Regions from separate parts of the Mus musculus genome. Here region 1 is linked to region 2. The links are chromatin loops, found by intact Hi-C in ENCODE. Cell type or tissue: left cerebral cortex. All regions are shown on one strand. Each heading gives the region's core, and the rest is flanking DNA. Links, peaks and the distances in the headings are about the cores only.

Region 1 (5,390 bases), core at 227-5,226, 300 kb before region 2:
ATAATTTGAAAGTAGTATATTTATCTAATAGAGAGGAATGAGAGATGATAATTAAACTTGCTTGTTACTTTCACAAAATTAAAATGACCCTGAAAACCTATATCTTGGTTTACACAATGGAGATTTCAGAGGCATTTAACCTAACCAAGAAAAATTGCCTTGATTGTAAGTTTCACAACTCTATGGACAGAGTTTCTGAAATGAGAAAATGAGTGTAGTAGAAGGGTCTATTTTTCTTTGCTTTTGATTGGAGATACAGTGGGACCAGAGTCATCAAAGTCCTGCCGATGCATTAACACTCATGCATTACCTAATGATATTGGTTGTACCATCCATTAAAGCGCAAAAATACAACTTTTAACCTGGATTTAAAGGTATTTTATTAGAGCAATGGAAACGGTAACTTATACTTACTATGTGAGATTAATTGTCATCATGATTGTGTTTTCTTTTTTTAACATAAAATTTTCATTCATTTTCCTCACATTTTATGCATTACCTAATATAATGAAGTTTTTATTTTTTCATCTTCTATACTTAAATTTTTCATACTGGTCCTTAGAATGGTAGTGATTACATATAATTTGCAATATAGCTTAAAGTAGTATAACCCATTCCAAGTAGCCATTAGAACTAACAGCAAGAGAGGAAATATACACTGTTGTCAGAAATCATCTCATCCTATTTTTGTCACATTGTTTTTATTTAACTCATTTGATCTGACTTTATGGTCATCTGTTATTATATTTTGACTACTGTTTTTACATAATGTAGAGACTTTTATAATTTTAAGATACAAATATATTATTTTTAACTCTAAATTATTTTATATTCATTTATTCTAATTGTGAATATCTATCTACTTTTACATAGATCTGAGTTTCTTAGTATACTAATTCTATGTAAAGAACTGTTAGGAAACTCGTAGAGCCCAGATCCAGTAGAAAGACAGGCATCAAGTGAGGGATAGAGTCACTAACTCACAGTCAAAACTCTAACCCATAATTGATTCTGTTTCTGAAAAACCTGAAGGAATGGAAATGGAGATGAGCCTGAGGAAAGGAACAGCAACAGGCCCAAAGTGGGTTCCAGCTCAAGGGGAGGCCTCAAGGCCTGACACTATCACTGAGGCTATGCAACACTCACAAAAAGGGACCTATGATGACTGCCCCCTGAAAGACCCAACAAACAGCTGAAAGAGTCAGATGCAAATATTTGCACCCAACCAGTGGACAAAAGCTGCAGTCCCCTGTGGCTGAATTAAGGAAAACTGGAAGAAGCTGAGAAGGAGGGCAACCCCATAGGAGGACCAGCAGTCTCAACTAACCTGGGTCCCTGAAATCTCTCAGACACTGAACCTCTCAGACACTGGACCACCAACCAGGCAGCATACAACAGCTGATATGAGGTCCCCAACACATATACAGCAGAGGACTGGTGGGTCTGGGTTCAGTCAGAGAAGATACACTAAACCCTAAAGATACTGGAGGCCCCTGGGTGTTTAGAGATCTGGTGGTGTGGCGGGGGTGGGACATTCTCATGGAGACAGGGGTATGGGGATGAAGTATGGGATGGAGACCAGGAGAGGAATGAAATCTGGAGTGAAGTAAGAAAAGATAAAATAATAACTGTTAAAATCTTTTGCAGTGTATTTCTTGTGAAAATATGATAGTTTTTAAAACTTCAGAAAGTCTTATTTTTTCTAGTTATGAACAGTATTTTTACTGCATATTCAATATTTTTAAACTTTTCTATTCATACTTTATTTCTTTGAATTTGTCACTTTTTTATCTTTTTGTTTTGTTTTTGAATTTTGTTCTTTGTTTTCATTTTTGAAAAGTTTCCAAAAATGGATTTGTCTTTTATTTGTTTGGGTTTTGTTTTTGTTTTTTTGTTTTTGTTTTGTTTTTGTTTTTGTTTTTGTTTTTTGTTTTTGTTTTTGTTTTTGTTTTTGTTTTTGTTTTTGTTTTTGTTTTTTGTTTTTGTTTTTGTTTTTTGTTTTTTGTTATTTTGTTTTGTTTTTTTGTGTGTGTGACAGGGTTACTCTGGCTGTCCTGGAACTCACTCTGAGCCCAGGCTGGCCTCAAACTCAGAAATCTGCCTGCCTCTGCCTCCCAAGTGCTGGGACTAAAGATATGTGCCACTACTGCCCAGCTTAATTCTCATTTTTATCTTTAGTGTATCTGAGCAGTTTTTTTCCAAAGTTTTCTGTTTGTGTATCGCTTTCCTTTTAAGTTTCTTGGTAATGTTTTTTTGCATCTTCTGGAACATGATCCGAGTCTTTCATTAGTTTTAGTAAATTCACTGTGATTACGTCAATTATTTATTCTCCTATTTTCATTTTTCTTCTCTATTAAATGATTCAAATATATGCTTGTGTCATATAGGATGTTTTGTACAAAACTCACTATGTTGTGTTTGATTCTATTGTGACGCTCCAGCAGTATCTCACTCTCCTAACAATATATATTCCCCTCACAGACATTTTCCAAAATTACAAATAAGTTGTTCCTACTAACTTTTGATTCTGGGATTTCTGTTTCTTGTAAGATTTTTTTTAATGGATTCAAGATGGGATCGCTCTAAATTTGGGGATGTGGCTCTGTGCCCTCACTTCTATGATATGTGGAGAGAAAAATGTAGTCTTCTATGAACTTCAGCTCCTTAGTTGTAAAGATGAGAGTGTATGTCATATGTCATATGTTAGAATTTATACTAGGCATCTTGAAGATAGAATTATGATCTTAGAAAAATCTGAAGGAAAATTTTGTGCTAGTGTGCTAGCTACAACCTATAAGGCTGTTGACACAGTTTAATTCTGAAACATATAACACATCTCACACACACTCCTCTATATACTGTGACTCTCCACATGTAACAAAGCAATCACACTACATATGGAAAATGCTCAAGCTTTGATGAAACAGTGGGAAATCAACTGATTGACCAAGTTCAACTAAACTGACTGATTCCATCCTGTGGATTACTGTTATATCATAAAAAGTCATTTGATATATTTTGGTTGTATCATGAGTTGGTTTTCATAAGTGGGGAACTCAAATACCCCTTATGTCCTTAAGTGTGAAACTCAAATAGCACCATGAAAATAATCTGGCAGCTTAGAAATGCACATTTTGGATTTTATCCCAGACATATTGAGTCAGAAATTCTGGGAGTGAGGCCCAGCAATCTGTTTATTAAAATTTCCTTCAGGCTATTCTATTGCAGGTGAAAGTTTCAGAGATGATTCACTATGCCATATTTGACAGTGATTTCAACACCATATCTAGAAGGTCATCAGAAAACTATCAAATGATTCTTCACCAACTATTTCTTACTCCCAATTGTAAGACGAAGAGTGAAGCAAGTTATGTCTCTCGCAGAAATCAGAGCTAAATGATCAATTATTATGGCAGGATTAGTTCACTAGACAATCAGTCATCTATGATATTCTAACCAATTAAAAAGACTTTATTGCAACTTTTACCTTATGGTTGACTGGAATATAGGAAATGATGCAGTATCTCAACTTAAAACATCGTCTCTTAAAAATGAGAGCAGTCTATCCATGATGCAAGAGAATGAAGCGGAAATGTTATTTCCAGAAGAAATGATGCACGTGACTTTCTAGTTGCCTTCCTGTGCTTTGCAGGCTTCTGACTTACTATAGGGATGAATAGCTGTACCTTAAACTGGGGTCGACTTGCATTTTAACAGATAATTTTTGTCAAGATAACTTAATTGCTCTAGGGAAAAATATAAGCGTGATAGTAGGTAGATGATAGGTATTGGAAACTTCTGCTTTATCGCCACTGCTTTCTGGTATTCATTTTACAATAAACTGGCTACTTTAGTTCTACCTTCAAATGAGGAGTTCAAATAAAAGCCTTCAGAGGAAGAGTATGCAGTTCTCTGTTCCACTGAAAGGCCATATTGCATCACAGCCTTCTTTTAAAAATATGTATTCACATTAGTGTGTGTGTGTGTGTGTGTGTGTGTGTGTGTGTGTGTGTGTGTTTGTGTGTGTGTGTTTGTGTATGCATGCGCGAGTGTGTGTGCAGTGTGAATGTATGTATGTATGTGTACCAAATGAATGTAGGGATGGTAAATAATCAGAAGAGGTGGAAGATTCCCTGGAGCTGGCATTACAAACAGTTGTAATGTAGGTTCTAGGGACAACGTAAGCTCCTCTGCAAAAGGAGTAAGTCCTCTAAACCACTGGGTCATTTCTCAGCTCCAAATACTGCAGCTTTACCTCCTCCACCTCCTCCTCCTTCTTTCTTCTTTTATTGATTTCTTTTATTTGTGTAGGAAATTTATTTTACCATGGGAATGTTTTCATGGCAGAATGTGGGCAGGTATGTATAGCCCCATTTGTGCTTCAGGAGTGTCTGTCAATACACAAACACAGCTTAATTACTTCATCCAGTATCCTAATTATAGCAAACCACTGCAAGTCACACCTGGGAGACCTGCTTTATCTCTTAAATATCCCTGTTTCTCAACATTGATAATTGAACATTTAAAAATGAAAACACACACACGTGTGTGTGTGTGCGCGCGCGCGTGTGTGTGTGTATATATATATATATGCATATATATATATATACATATATATATATATATATATCATTGTGATCACTCGCTATATTAAAAGGTAAGAAGTGTTTCCTGTATATTCCTATATATTAAAGTGTTTAGCTAAGAACTAAAGGGTGAAATTTAATATACACTGTGCCACTTCTGTGAAAACTAAGCTGTGAATCTACTTTGACTGGTCTTAGATATTTTTCTGTATGGTACGTACCCAGTAAATTCCAAGTTCATAAACATAAGCAAGAAAAATACCCTTAAGTCTTTTCATGTGACAAATATTTTGAATTCTTACTACCAACCACCACAGAACAATGAAATTTATAATTTATCTATAAACTACAGTAAAGGCTTGAAATTCTATCTCAACTGTTTCATAGTATAGGGAAGGAAACTGAAAGTCCAGGCCCTGACTGTGCTACATATTAAGTTCATGGCCTAACCAGACAACTTAGTGAATCCCTGTCTCACAATAAAGAGTAAAAGGAGAATTGGTAATAGAAGATTTGAAGATTAGAACACCTTACATAAGAGGCTATGTCTTTAATACTCTGAAGTGCCACCTTATGTGCACATACTAAATAGAAAAAAGAAATTCAAGTACATGTGATGTTTATACTATAAATCTGAGAAAAGGATTTATTTTCAATTAAAATAATTGATATTAATTACATCATAATTTAAAATGCATTTTAGCAATAATAATAAATTTTAAAGGGTCCAATTGCTAGGCTATCTTCCTCTTATAATACTAAAGTTCTATAATCACCCAGTCTAAGCTTTCTGTTCTTGTTGTT
Region 2 (5,390 bases), core at 279-5,278:
ATGTTCCTACCTTGAGCATAATAGGCTGAACCTCTGAGACTGTAAACCCGCCCCAATTAAATGTTGTCCTTGTAAGAGTAGCCTTGGTCAAGGTGTCTGTTCACAGCAGTAAAACCCTAACTAAGACAATGTTTCCCACTGTCTCCTCTATGAGATTCTGTGTGTCTGTTTTTACATTGATATCCTTAATCCTCTTGGACTTGATTTTAATTGAAATCATGAGTGACACCATTGATCCTAAAGAGTCATATAGTTATGGAGAGATACCAGAAACTATGGATGGATAGTTTATACACAACTCAGTAAAATAACAGCCATGGGCAAGTGCAGGTTTGGATTTTCACTAGAAGCCAAGCACGTTTACATTCTGAATATACACTGCAGCTCCAGAACTATAAGACCAAAAATATCTGTTACTTAAGGTCCATAGTTATGGTGCTATTTTTATGAAATCCCAAGTTAATGTGTGAGACAAGGAAAATATACTTAACATTAGGAAAAACATACATACATTAAATCCTTATATGTTCTTTGTATGCATGCATAAGAAAGAAAAAGAACATTCATCAAAGCAATAGAGATATGTGCATGTGCTAGCTGTATCTCACAGATACAATGAAAGAAAATGTAAAGGAAAACCAGAAATAATATTAGGATATTGAGAGACCAAAGAGAAATATCAAGCAGGATGTCTTGAACAGGGGCATTTTAAACAGAAGATGTATGGCAGTGGCCCAAAAATCAGATTTGTCCCATTGTGAGAGACAAGAGAGAGAAAGGGACATTTTACAGGTTGTCTGATATGGGATTGACATTGTTGGCGTTCAAACCAGACATTAAACAGACTTCATGCGGAAGTTGCCTTTTACTACAAGCATGGTAATGCAAAACCCTTAAGTGCATGAAGAGATGAGAGAGAGAGAGAGAGAGAGAGAGAGAGAGAGAGAGAGAGAGAGAGAGAGAGAGAGAGAGGAATTTTGTGACTTGGATAGATACTTCCTGGAGGTGACCAAACTTCTGCTAGAAAAAGTACATAAGTGTAGTGGAGAGTGTTCTCCTTTTGACAAGGCCTGAGGAGTGGGTCCCTGCAAGGGCTTGTGGGGTCATTCATACTGAATTACCCAGCCTTTCCTGAGGCTTGGTTTGCTTTTGTCTTGCATTTGCATTCTTAGCATTGTTACTGGAACGTTTTACTTTACTTTATATGTGACATATTTCCCCAGAATCAGAAAAAGTAAGCTTGGACAATGGTCCAGTTTTGTTTGTCTCTGAGGAACCTGGGAATGAAATAGACTTTTTATTCCTCTGTTTGTCAATAGCGCAGTTGAGTCAACACAAGGTCTTGGTCTTGGTTCATCAGCTAACACCTTTATGTTCTCTTCAGATGGGAACTTAGTTCTAACAAGAATTTGCTCTCCAAACTGTTTCAAACAGCAGTTAGTTGATTATCAAAAATTTAGACAGGTCTTGCTGAGTAATTGGTTCCATGACCTAATGTGAACATTCAGAGGAATCAAAGAAAGGTGCAGAAACTGACTCAGTTTACTAACTTGTTGATATCTCTGGCATTTGAGTAATTAGATCTCCTGATTAGGATATGGGAGATGATAGATGCCAATAATTACATCAATATTTTCTGGTTATGTAGTCTGTCATCTCTCTACACTGTTACTGCAATTCTACCAAACTCAGTCACTTGGAGACTATTCTAATTACTTGCTGAAGCTATGTTCCCTCTTTGTGTTGCACTTCATGGGTTAGCAGGAAACCACTGAGATTTAGGAAGAGAAGAAAGCAGAAAAGTGTAGTGTGTACATTATTGTTAAACATAGGAAGTCCTCAAAAGACACTGTACATGAGAAAAATGAAAAAATGAATGCAAAACCTTTCAGCTGTGAACAAAGAGATGCATAAATAAAGGTGGCCTGAGTAGTCTCAGTGCCAGTGTGTGTGAACTGCACCTTTTGGTCAAAGTCTTCTTTCACCTGTACCACACATCCTCCTCCAAGTTTTGAACTCTACCAGAGCTAGAACTCAGCAACTTCCTCACTCCTCTATGCACATCTAAGCTACAAGAGCAAGTATATGGCGCTTTGCTGCTTTTACTTGGGTAAATATGACACACTTATCCGAGGGCCATGTACTAAATTAGATAACTTTTTGGTTTTTTGTTTTGTTTTGTTTTGTTTGGGCCTTTCCATACATCATCTTATTCGTCCAATATTATTTTATGCTCAGGTCAAGGAAGAAAGGAAAAAGAAGCCACGTGGTAGGAGTGCCTTCTTTAGTTCCAGCACCCTAGAGGCAAAGGCAAGAGGATCTCTGAGTTTGAGGTCAGTGTGATCTATAAAGCAAGTTCTAAGACAACCAGAGCTACATCAAGAAAACTTGTCTCCAATAAATAAATAGATTTGAGAGAGACAGATATGTAGATAGATAGATGGATACATAGTTAGATAGATGAAAAGAAAAGCAAGAAACAAAGAAACAAAGAATGAAACTAAGAAAGAAGAAAGCATGCTATTTCTGTTTGTCATTTTTTGCTTTACCATGACACAATTCCCAAATAACCAACTTAATAAAGGAGGGAGGATTTAGGCGGTCCATGGTTTCAGGGGTTGCAAGCTAATCCTGGGCTTTGTTGATTCTCTGTCAATTGTGAACCTGAACAATTTGGCAGAAGAAATGTTACAAGGGTTACTCACCTGTGGTAGAATTCACAGTACAGTGCAAAAACAATAAAAAATTTTTTCAGATTTGAACAAATCTAATAAAGCAAAGACTTTACAAGAAAAGTAGATGGTTATTTTTTGCTATAGTCCACTGCACATGGGTGAGAGGCTTGCAAGTGCAGAATTTCTGTGAATACATAAAATGCGTAGGAAGCCAGAGAAGCTCTCATGACTCAGGATGTCCACACACATCATGTTTCGCAGTTTAGCGTGTGCTACAGATGGCTGGAATTCTGCTGTCCTTGTCCAACGCTCTGATACTTTTAAATTGTATAGACAATACTAAGAAGTTGCTTTTTTAAAATTAGGTATTGATTTCATTTACATTTCCAATGCTATCCCAAAAGTCCCCCACACCCTCCCCCACCCACTCCCCCACCCACCCACTCCCACTTCTTGGCCCTGGTGTTCCCCTCTATTGAGGCATATAAAGTTTGCAAGACCAATGGGCCACTCTTTCCAATGATGGCCGACTAGGCCATCTTCTGATACATATGCAGCTAGAGACACGAGCTGTGAGGGGTACTGGTAAGTTCATATTGTAGTTCCACCTATAGGGTTGCAGATCCCCCCAGCTCCTTGGGTACTTTCTCTAGATCCTCCACTGGGGGCCCTGTGATCCATCCAATAGCTGACTGTGAGCATCCAGTTGTTTTATAGTTGTATAATATGGTGTTTGCACCTGAATTTTGTGTTATTTTAATTCTAAATACAGGCGTTTATAAATATATATATATATATATATATATATACATATATATATATACATTACCCATATTTAAATAAAAAAATAGAAAAAGCTTACTATATTAAAATGCATTTTTTCTCAGTAAGGGTCACATACTTTGGATTTGGAAAACAGACTCTGCTAAGGATTTGTAAGGCATAGGTCATGTTAAAATGGATATAAAGTATGAAGACAGAAAATATATTTGAATAGGTTCTTGTTACAATAATTATTTCTAATAGTTTGTTTGTTTGTTTGTTTTATATATTTGCTTGTAGCTATTGCAAGAGGCAGACTCATTCACTAAAGCAGGCCGTAAGTAAAATCAAAATGCCATAATGCTAAAGCTATAACTATGAAACTGACCACTCTCAAATGCTATTTGTGGAATATTAATCTGCAAAGATTAACAAGAGTACAGAGATTCTTCTCTATTTTCTTCTCCTTGCCAGCACATCTTTTGACATTTCAATTTCCGTTCTGTGCTTGCAAATGGACCTTGCCTGTTGGAATTGAAGTAGGGTCAACGGTAGATATCAGCAAGTAAGCCTCATGAGTAGCTTTTAAGGAAAGATTGCAATCTGAGCAGAACCCTCAAGCCATTAGGGAATCTTACATAATCATGTGTACAATGAATTTGAAATAAGGATACCCACTGTGCAAAGTAATTCTGGATAGGCTCTCATTATCAACTTAAAGATGTATTTAGCCTAAGGTTTTGTAATATGGCCACAATTATAATAAAAAGATGTTGAAATTGTGGTAACTCATAAGGATGGAAGCTAATTTATTGTTAGATGAGTCTATACCATCTGGAGTATTCCTGCTGTGGTTTACATTGGACCAGAAAGTACTTCTCTTACCAGGACAAGATGTGGTCATAGGTGGACCATTCCATACGTGATGCCTCCGGGAAAGGCTGCCAGCAAGGATGCTTTCCTATTATCAGTAGCAAGGAGGTCAACTTTAGATTCTGGAACAGCAAAAAAAAAAAAAAAAAAAAAAAAAAAAAAAAAAAAAGATTCTGGAAAAATATTAGCTGTCACACTTTTGAATACAATATATGTTGGTAAGTCTCTGCTGAGGTCTACCTGGGAGATTACAGAGATTGTACTTCAAGAAAAATCAAGTAGCAACAAACAGTTTTTAGAATGTACACAACCAGATATTCCCAAGAGTGATCTGGGATGCAATGGGTAACGTAGAGAATAGACGCTGAATGGCCCGTGGTCAGAATCCATTGTCATTCCAGGCCTCAGCTAAGTCACAACTATTTCATTACATCCCACATGTCAGGAAGAGTTTATCCACTTCTTCTTAGTGGCTATAGCTCTCAGACTGAGGTCTGTAGGAGTCGTTTGGTGTTATCTTCCCAAGGTCTCTGACTGAGTCACTTGTTTCAAAGATACATGGCAGAAAAGGCCAGAAGCATCACTATCAAAAATGAAAATAAAAGAACGTTGCTTTTCTCTCTGACTGTGTGGCTTGAGACAGTTCATCTTATCAAGAAAAAAAAAAAAAAGAAAAGAAAAGAAAAGAAAAGAAAAGAAAAGAAAAGAAAAGAAAAAGAAAAAAATCTTCTCTCAAATACCATTTGTTCATGCTTTGAGGAAAAAGTCCCTTTCTTTTTCAGTTGCAACTTTCTTTTCTTTGCATCTTGATAAAGCAGACCCAAGATTGATTGACAATACAAGTACGTGTTTTCTTCATTCCAGAGGAAAAGTTTATAGGTTTGAGCATTCTGTATTGTTTAGGGGCTTTATGTATTGTTAGAACACCACCCTTGATTTCTGGAAAGTGAAGTACTTAAAGACGTCATTCCTGAACCTGCATCTTGCTCTGCATTTATTAGCTGTGAGAGAAGCAACATGCTTACTTTCTCTGTCTGGCATGTCAGTAATATATCAGAAAATCACATTAGAGATGAAATA

Evidence for each region. Peaks named below come from ENCODE experiments on the same cell type or tissue, not always from the same donor. Only the 100,000 strongest peaks of a DNase experiment are listed, where the experiment ranks them.
Region 1: it touches region 2 in a loop (4-fold over the local background); 2 of 42 quality-filtered maps call a loop at or near these places.

What each region holds. Positions count from the first base shown.
Region 1 is chr14:92,313,856-92,319,245 of GRCm38, forward strand. No RefSeq gene overlaps it. Among named protein-coding and RNA genes, the nearest start is that of Gm24127, 52 kb to the right of the region's middle. In left cerebral cortex, for the core only: no CTCF peak of the experiment used is centred there; DNase peaks (open chromatin) are centred at 2,635 and 3,144; H3K27ac peaks cover 483 bases.
Region 2 is chr14:92,612,896-92,618,285 of GRCm38, forward strand. No RefSeq gene overlaps it. Among named protein-coding and RNA genes, the nearest start is that of Gm24127, 250 kb to the left of the region's middle. In left cerebral cortex, for the core only: no CTCF peak of the experiment used is centred there; DNase peaks (open chromatin) are centred at 2,898 and 3,262.